Regions from separate parts of the Homo sapiens genome. Here all the other regions are linked to region 1. A link is a contact called in ENCODE Hi-C data. All regions are on one chromosome and are shown on one strand. The core of a region is the stretch at or near the end of the contact, and the rest is flanking DNA. Distances in the headings are between cores, read along the strand shown.

The links. A loop is a pair of places that touch in the nucleus more often than their neighbours do. Pooled maps may share reads with other maps.
Region 2: a loop to region 1 is called in a map of ascending aorta, with 7 times the contacts of the local background. The contact joins the promoter of ZNF830 here to the promoter of ZNHIT3 in region 1. A Hi-C loop is called at or near these places in 1 of 168 maps with a recorded cell type or tissue (ascending aorta) and 13 of 50 pooled maps.
Region 3: a map of CD8-positive, alpha-beta T cell shows a loop between it and region 1 (25-fold over the local background). The contact joins the promoter of LIG3 here to the promoter of ZNHIT3 in region 1. A Hi-C loop is called at or near these places in 1 of 168 maps with a recorded cell type or tissue (CD8-positive, alpha-beta T cell), 1 of 37 single-sample maps with no recorded cell type and 9 of 50 pooled maps.

What each region holds. Positions count from the first base shown.
Region 1 is chr17:36,485,142-36,488,133 of GRCh38, forward strand. ZNHIT3 (zinc finger HIT-type containing 3) reads left to right here and starts at 1,540. Exons shown (of 5, transcript NM_004773.4): 1 at 1,540-1,644; 2 at 1,794-1,825. The coding sequence starts at 1,559. It overlaps LOC105371749 (a long non-coding RNA gene), which reads right to left and starts at 1,538. Exons shown (of 3, transcript XR_934710.4): 1 at 1,446-1,538. RefSeq lists an enhancer at 1,261-2,194.
Region 2 is chr17:34,960,121-34,963,112 of GRCh38, forward strand. It overlaps ZNF830 (zinc finger protein 830), which reads left to right and starts at 1,420. Exons shown (of 1, transcript NM_052857.4): 1 at 1,420-2,992. The coding sequence starts at 1,447. The coding sequence ends at 2,565. CCT6B (chaperonin containing TCP1 subunit 6B) reads right to left here and starts at 1,340. Exons shown (of 14, transcript NM_006584.4): 1 at 1,137-1,340. The coding sequence starts at 1,273. RefSeq lists a silencer at 870-1,164 and enhancers at 884-933, 1,034-1,253, 1,304-1,383, 1,464-1,713.
Region 3 is chr17:34,978,913-34,981,904 of GRCh38, forward strand. LIG3 (DNA ligase 3) reads left to right here and starts at 1,600. Exons shown (of 20, transcript NM_013975.4): 1 at 1,600-1,710. RefSeq lists a silencer at 1,625-2,054.

The DNA of each region.
Region 1 (2,992 bases), core at 290-2,789:
TCCTGGGCAGAAGTTGGAGGCTGGGGCAGCTGCAAGCAGGACAGGCAGGTGGCCAGAGGGCCCAGCAGCTTCAGCACTGAGGACTGGACTGGGTCGCCACGCCCAAAGGAAGGATAATTACTCACCTCCCACTCAAGAAGCAGGCGGCAGAACTGTTTTGGAGAGCATGGCTTGGGGCCTGGGACCTATGTTCATGCGGTCCAGACGGAGATCCATGAGAGTTAAGACTCTTTCTAGATATCAGGTAGCACTTCTGATTACAAAACTTTTGCACATGGTCTCCTCTCTGCTTTACAACAGCTCAGGAAAGTAGGCCCAAACATCCACTTTAATAGATGAGGGAGCTCAGAGGGGGTAACCAACCCCTCCAGGTCACACAGCCAGGGAGGGGGTTGAGCCAAGGTTCAAACCACTGCCTCGGTTGTTGCAGATACATCCCTGCAGACACCTTTATTGAAGAGGGACCCTGAAGGCTGAACGGCCAACACAGAAGAGGAGGCACTTGGGAGTAAGGGTGATTTATGGCCCTGGGAGGGCCCAGTGCAGGTAGGATGGGAGCTAAGGTAAGGCTGGGCCATGCCTAGCTGCAAGCAAATTTCCTTAAAAAACAAACAACAAAAAACATTACTTTTTCTAAACCTAAAGTTTGTGGTGGCATTCAAGTCCCATCATAGCCCATCTATCCAGACTCATCTGCCTGGGATCCCCGTCTTGGGACTAGTGGTCACTGGCCTGCTTCCTGGTCAATTAGCTTCCGGGACTAGGGGGAGGTGTGAGGAGCCTAGAGTGCAAAATTTAAGAAGCACTCAGTCTCAGGGGCGTGCAGGTGCAGGGTAGCGACGGCAGGACTCTAAGAGTGAGTCTCTTTCCTCCCCGTTTCCCCGTCCTACTTTCACTCTAAGCATTTAGTTCCCAGGGGACAGAGACGACTTCTTCATTAGAAGACCCCGGGGGGTCCCCAGCCCGGAAGGGCTCACAGTTGGAGCTCAAACATTTGCCACTGTTCAGGCTCATCTTTCTTTCCCCAGTGAAAAATGGTCTAGGTTGGGAAGGGCAGGTTCCTGTCTACTGCGTGATCCAACCGATTCTGGTTCGCCCAATGTCTGGACTTGTCCTTTGCCAAGAATAAGCAGATGAGATGGGCGGATGAACCCCAATGTCCCTGCAAGATTCAGGAAGTCCCAGCCAGAAAGTAAAGGACGTTTAGTTCCATGTATTGTTTTCTTTTTTACATGCGGGGCAACACACCTGGACAGTGTCGATGGCTTGCTCCAAGCCACACGGCCGCATAGGGACAGGGACTGGGCTACATAACAAGTTCTTCGACGCTGTGATCTAATCAAGGAAAACCTGGGACGCAGCTAATAGATGCGCATCGAGTGTATCGACGCTCTAAGTACGAGGGCTGGAACAGTGAGCAGGATCAGTCCATTGCTTTTGCCTACCTGCTGAGCGCTGATTGGTCCCCGTTTAGGAAACGGAAAAAGGGGCGTGCACGCGGGCGCGGCTGCGTGAGAGGCGCGCGGCGGCGCAGTGAACAGTCTCCTTCCACAAAACCATGGCGTCGCTCAAATGTAGCACCGTCGTCTGCGTGATCTGCTTGGAGAAGCCCAAATACCGCTGTCCAGCCTGCCGCGTGCCCTAGTGAGCGGGGAGGTCGCGGGGTCCAGGGGCGCGGGTGTCCGGCCATGGCGGGAGGGCGGGAGGCCGGGAGGCCGGGCGGGAGCGGGCGGGCTGCTGGAGGGGCCGGGGACCCTCGGGGCTGACGCGGCCTGTGGCCTCTGTTGTTACAGCTGCTCGGTAGTCTGCTTCCGGAAGCACAAAGGTGAGCCCCGTCCCCGCCAGCCCTCGTACCACTGCGCACGGGGCAGCCCCCACGTCCAGCCTCCGTCTTGGGGGCGTGGACCCTTGGGCTGCGCTTCCTTTCCCGCCTCGGGTCTCCGCGGGTTCTGCAGGAACCTTGCTTCCTCTGACTTGGTCCCTGGTGTCTCTGTGTGTCGGACAGTTCCCTCTGTTGTCCCTGCCTGTAATCGCTCTCAGGGTTTTGGTCAGTAGCCTTTCTTCTACCCCGCTTCTCCTTCTGCGTGTTACTCTTTTTTGCTTAGAAATAGTTTCCGATTGCTTTTCCCACCGAGGTCTACCCTAGCAGTTTCTTCCTCAGTATTCTGATGTAGCCCCTCACCATTTGGCTGAAACTGCGCTAACTTTAACAGTATTTTCACTCGTGTAAATAATGTCTTGTTAGAAACAAAGAGGTAAGTCCATGTACAATACAAGGAGACGTCCTTGATTTGTTAAGAGAAAAAAAGAACCAAGTAAGTTCTGTGTATGATGTGAACACACTTTTGTACAGTTAAAAAGAAGTGACCTGGCCGGGCGCGGTGGCTCACGCCTGTGGTCCCGGCACTTTGAGAGGCCAAGGCGGGTGGATCACCTGAGCCCAGGAGTTCGAGACCAGCCTGGCCAACATGGTGAAACTCCGTCTCTACTAAAAATACAAAAATTAGGCGGGCGAGGTGCGCGCCTGTAATCCCAGCTACTCAGGAGGCTGAGGCAGGAGAATCGCTTGAACCCGGGAGGCGGAGGTTGTAGTGAGCCGAAATCGCACCACTGCACTCCAGCCTGGGCTACAGAGCCAGACTCAGTCTGGAAAAAAAAAGAAAAAAAAAAGTTTGATGTAGGTGGGGCGCGGTGGGTCACGCCTGTAATCCCAGCACTTTGGGAGGCCGAGGCGGGCGGATCATTTGAGCTCAGGAGTTTGAGACCAGCCTGGGCAACATAGCGAAACCCCGTCTCTATAAACAAACAAAGCCAGGCGTGGTGGCCTGTGCCAGTGGTCCCAGCTACTCAGGAAGCAGAGGTGGGAAGATCGCTTGAGCCTGGGAGGAGGAGGTTGCAGTGAGCCAGGATCGTACCACTGCACTCCAGCCTGGGAGACAGCAAGACTGTCTCAAAAAAAAAAAAAAAAAAAGCTTGATGTAGATTCTTTCAG
Region 2 (2,992 bases), core at 170-2,669, 1.5 Mb before region 1:
TGGCATCCGGATATCTCCAAACTTAAATATACCCTCCACACATTTTTCTTTCTAAAAGGCAACGTGATTCAGTCAGTTCCCTGATCAAAAGTCCTCCAATGATTTTTATGTTTTCCATCATTTTCAAGTTAAAATCCAAACACAGCAATGACATACTTGACCTTTCCCAATATCTTCCCTGCCTCATCTACTTTTCCACAAGCAAATCTTCTGGTTCCCTTAATATACCATGTTTTGTTTCGTTTCTGTTGGATTTGCACCATTGGTCTTTCTTATTCCTGAAATTACTTTGCCCAGGCCTTTACTCCCTCTTCCAACTAGTGAAGTCTTATTCTTCTTTCAAGACTGATCAAACATGTTACTTAAGATGCTTTTCCTTCTGCCATCAGTCCCTTTCTTCAGCATAATTATATGCATCTATATATAATTAGCACATCCTACTCTACCACATCCGTCTCTACCACATCTCCTTAAGAACAGAAACCGTTATCTTGATCATTTCTGTGTCCCAACAACTGGTACCTAAGTGACTTATTTTACCATTAATATTATTTTGTTCATTACTATGAGGATGTGTCTCTCCTCTTATACCCTTTTGCCCTCACTGGTCTCTTTTCCTCACTCTTGTCTATAGAAAAGGGTGCTTAATATATACTGAAAAGATGAATAGATCTGAACAACCATAGACACGGGGTATTCAAGTAGAACTTGGATTTGACCCCATGCCTTCCTGGCTCCAAAGCCTGTGTCCTCTCCACTACAATACATTGCCATACAAAAAACAAAACTACTTGTTGAATTTATGGACCAAGGGTATACAGTCTTAAGGAGCAGAGGAGTTAAATGCTTTGTTTCCAATGAGACACTAAATTAACTGACTTTCTAACTGCATATGAACCTTGACGACAAGTCGGGGGTCGGGGAAGCGCCACAGCTTCACTCCCGGGGCCCTCTACTAGGGGAGGCTTTTCTCCTCCACCTGCACCAGGCGAGAAATACCCCCAGAGCAGGGATGAGAATGAGGGAAATCAAGCTCGCAAGAACATCCACAGCGCTACGCGGACGCCTGCCTCAGAGGGCGACAGGACACCAACGGGCCCCTAGCCGCGTAATGGCCGCTCCAACCGCTGTCTCACATTTTCATGGTGCCTTTAGGACCCAAGTTGGTCCGCAGCACATCCTGCAGCCCTCGGGCGGCGCATATATTGACAGCCAAAGCTGCCCGGGCCCGCGCCACCTCAGCCTTGGAGTTGACGGCCTTTATCGCAGCCATAGCCTAACCGTTCAGAGGGAGAAAAAAAAAAAGCCTTAGTCGCGATTCTGAGCAAAAACGGCAATGCGACGCCACGCTCTCTTGAGCCTCGGCCAATCATCGCCCTTACAGGAAGTGACGTTATCATGCCTCGCCCGACGGAAACCAGAATCGTTTTGGGTCTGGTCGCCAAGATGGCGTCCTCCGCCTCCGCCCGGACTCCGGCAGGGAAGCGAGTGATAAATCAGGAAGAATTGCGGCGGTTAATGAAGGAGAAGCAGCGTCTGAGCACCAGTCGGAAACGGATAGAATCTCCATTCGCGAAGTACAACCGTTTGGGGCAGCTGAGTTGTGCCCTGTGTAACACTCCGGTTAAGAGCGAGCTCCTGTGGCAGACTCACGTCCTGGGAAAGCAGCACCGAGAGAAAGTGGCCGAGCTGAAAGGCGCGAAGGAAGCCAGCCAGGGTTCGTCCGCCAGTTCAGCGCCTCATTCCGTCAAGAGGAAAGCGCCGGACGCAGACGACCAAGATGTCAAGAGAGCGAAGGCCACCTTGGTGCCTCAGGTACAGCCCTCCACATCTGCGTGGACCACCAACTTTGACAAAATAGGAAAGGAGTTCATTAGAGCGACTCCCAGTAAGCCTTCAGGACTCAGTTTACTCCCCGATTATGAAGATGAGGAGGAGGAGGAAGAGGAGGAGGAAGGAGATGGAGAAAGAAAAAGGGGGGACGCCAGCAAGCCGCTCTCCGACGCACAGGGCAAGGAGCACTCAGTTTCCTCTTCACGGGAGGTAACAAGTAGTGTGCTGCCAAACGATTTCTTTAGTACTAATCCTCCCAAGGCCCCCATAATTCCTCATTCAGGGTCAATTGAGAAAGCAGAAATACATGAAAAAGTGGTGGAAAGGAGAGAAAACACCGCGGAAGCGTTACCGGAAGGTTTTTTTGACGACCCTGAGGTAGATGCAAGAGTACGAAAGGTTGATGCTCCAAAAGATCAGATGGACAAAGAGTGGGACGAATTCCAAAAAGCCATGAGGCAGGTCAACACTATTTCCGAAGCCATAGTTGCCGAAGAGGATGAGGAGGGACGGTTGGACCGCCAGATTGGGGAGATCGATGAGCAGATAGAGTGTTACCGACGGGTGGAAAAGCTACGGAATCGCCAGGATGAAATAAAAAATAAACTTAAAGAAATCCTGACCATAAAAGAACTGCAGAAAAAGGAAGAAGAGAATGCTGACAGCGATGATGAGGGGGAACTACAGGATTTGTTGTCTCAGGATTGGAGGGTGAAAGGGGCATTGTTATAGGGTTTTAAAGACCCAAGGTTTCTAACAGCCTCTGCTGTTGTATAAAAAGTGCTGTCTCTCAGTAGTATAGCGGTTACTTCATGCCTCAAGATTTGGGTACCTGGATTGCTAAACTGGATTGTTGAGATAAAATGAGCCAGTGAGCTACAGCACTTTGGAAAATTTGTGTAACATGTTTTTGAGGTAAAGTTGTTTTTGAAATTTCTGAAGTGTTATATACCAAAATGCCAACATTTCCACGACAGACTTAACTGTATAATTTCGTTGTAAAATCTGTAAGTTGTAAATATTGTACATAGTTAAATCTGTATTCTGTTTTGAATTTTTTTAATTAATAGAAAGACCAACCGGCAAACTTTCAGATGAATGCTTACTGTGGTATTTGGAATGTATGTATCTTCTGAACCCTACATCAAGTTGAAAAGGT
Region 3 (2,992 bases), core at 350-2,849, 1.5 Mb before region 1:
CAATAAAAGGTATAGTATACTAAATATATAAACCAGCAACATCGTCCTTTATTATCATTATAAAGTTTTATATACTGTACATAATAGTGTGTGCTATGCTTTTATACAACTGGCAATGGAGTAGGTTCGTTTCCACCAGCATCTCCACAAACACATGAGTAATGTGCTGTCACTATATGATAGGGATTTTTCAGCTCCATTATAATCTTATGGGACCACCCTCATATATTTGGTCCATTGTTGGCCTAAATGTCATTATGTGGTACATATTATTAATGAGATATTTTACTTTTTTTAGTATGAATTTTTTGGTGTGTATTTTCTTCACTTATAGCACATCTCAATTCCATGCAACATTCAAGTGCTCAATAGTCACGTGTGGCTAGTGATTACAGCATTGGAAAAAGACAGATACGGTTGAGGAAACTTAAAAAAATGTAGCAAATGTAGTTGTAGAGACGTGCTCAAGATCACTCAATTATCATAGCTAGGACGTGAGTCTCCAGCGACCTTCCAATTGCCTGGTTGAACCAAAGCCCTGGTTCATTCTGCTGCGCATTAAAAGCAGGCTTTACTCCCCTCCAAACAGTAGAATCGCAGTTAAACTTAGTCAAACAAACTTAATGTATCCAATACAAAACTCATCTTTCTAACCCTAACACCTCCTCTTCCTCTCTATTTTCTATTTCAGTTGATGGTACCATTATGTTTCTGCTCACTCAAATTATTATTATTTTATCCATAAACGAGCACTTTATCTAGAAGATCATTTAAATTCTAAATGATCTTCAAAAACGCACTTTACTCTCCACCCTAACTAGCTGAATCATCTCCCACATGGGTCACTATGAGAGCCTTCTGATTTGTTCCCTTGCCTCAGTCTCTCCCCACCCAGCTTCAGCAGTATTCCCTAAGACTCTTCATGGCTCTCCGTCCTCTACAGAGTAAAGACGACACTCTTCATCACACAGCACAGAATTCTCTCGGGAACCTGTTCTTTGCTTACCTAACAAGGCCCAGTTGTTTGCTCTTCCTAGACTCTGAAGAGGTCACTTACCCTCAGGCTGCTACATTTGTAAAAATCGCCATCCCAACTCTCAAAGAGCTGGCTTCAGATTTGAGATAATACACTTTGAATGATATACAATCAAGGAGTTTCTCCTCCATCACTCCTTTACATTTTATATCTATCTGCTGTTTAGTGCCTCGTCTCAATTCCATGAAAGCTACTGAATACAAACTATTTACTAGGGAGTCTGCGGGACACAAACAGAGGGATTATATTTAAAAAATAGATTGACGCGATCTTTGCCTTCCCCGACCTCATTACAATATAGTTTCTCCACCAATATCTTTAAAAACAGATCCTCTCTAACAGTATGAGAAAATCAAGGGGAGCCTCGGAAGTTCAGGCCAGGCTGCGTTCCGAGGAGCCGCCACGTCCCCCCACCTCCGCTTCCCGGGCCGCGATTGCAGGTTGAAAACTACTCCCAAACATCACAGGGCAGGCAGAATGCAACTACGACCCACGTGGCAGACGGGGGCGGGGACCGGTCGCGTGGCCGCGGCCTTGGCTCTTGCGCCTGCGCGCTGCCTCCCGCTCTAGGACCCGGATTTAAAGAGACAGGCGCTCCAACCGTCGTGGGCTGCCCGCGGCCTGTAATGAGCAAGTTCCGAGGCCTACGGTGAGCGCCGGAGCCGGAGAGGCAGGTGAGGGGCTACGCGGCGCGGCACGGCGCGGCGGGGCCCGGCGTGGGGAAGGCAGCGGGCCCGGGGCGAGGAGCTCGGCGCGGCCGGGGAGCCAGCCCCCCGGCTCCTCCCCCGCCCGCCTGCGGAGCCCCGGGGCACACCCTCCGTGACGTGGCGGCCCTCCCGGGAGCCCAGGGGGAGGCTCGCGGCTCCCCGGGACCCCCACGGGGCCGCGTGAGGCGGGGAGGCCGGCGCCCGGGCTGTGTTCCCTGTGGAACCCACGGGGCCTTCTCGTACCCTGGCCCGGCGTGCGTCCTCCTGCGCTGAACCGGGAGCGCTCGGGTGGGACTCAGGGAGCCTTGATCACTTCCCGCCTGCGTCCCGGACCCGGTGGAGGAGCGCTCCTTTCTGCCTCGCCGGGGGTCGCGGCCTACGCCGCCGACCCCACTGTCCCCGCCACTCTCCGACAGCGGCGCGGGAAGCCCTTCGAGAAAAGCGGCGGCGGCCAGGCCTCAGCGATTTCCTTCTCGGGCCCCTGGGCTGCGGCAGTTGTGAGGGTGCGGAACGAGGGACAGACGGGTTTCCTCAAAGCTGCATTGTGCCTCCTCGTGGCCCAGCGCCTCCCGAGCCTCCCTCAAGTCCACTCCTTTCATTATTGGGGCCCTAGAGGTTGCTCTGTAAATTGATCTTCTAGGAAAAGTGTTGAAACTCACTTGTTCTGACCTCCTTTTATGGGTCTGCCGTACTTCCACTTACCTCACCTCTGTGGTTCTTAAACTTTGGGAGTTATATAGCCCTTTGTGAATATCACGAAAGTGATAGACCTCCTCCAAAAAACCGTGCATTTTTATCGAATGTACATTTTGTATACATTTTTAGAGAGCTCAGAACAGCCTCCCTCCCCCACAACCAGCGCATTCATGGATTCCTTGTAATTTTCCCAACTACCCTGTGAGGTAGGTATTATTTACCCTGCTTTAGAAATAAGAAAACAGATGCAGATAAATTAAGAGTTTTCTCCGAGGTAACAGTCAGTAAACTGTACAGTCAGACTTGCACTCCCATCCCTTATTCCAGGTCCACCAGCTTTCCTTCACATCATGTTGCACTACAGTAAGCAAAGCCTGCTTTTTATTATAACGTGACAGCAATTTTGCTTCACAGCGTGTGCAGACTGAACATAATTCCAGTATACTTAAAACTAGGACTATAAAATGCTTTAGAAAACATGAATATAAGAAGATGCTGATATAATCTTTTTCCATTTGGATTGATTTATGAGTTCCTGTGAGTCTTGCTGCCC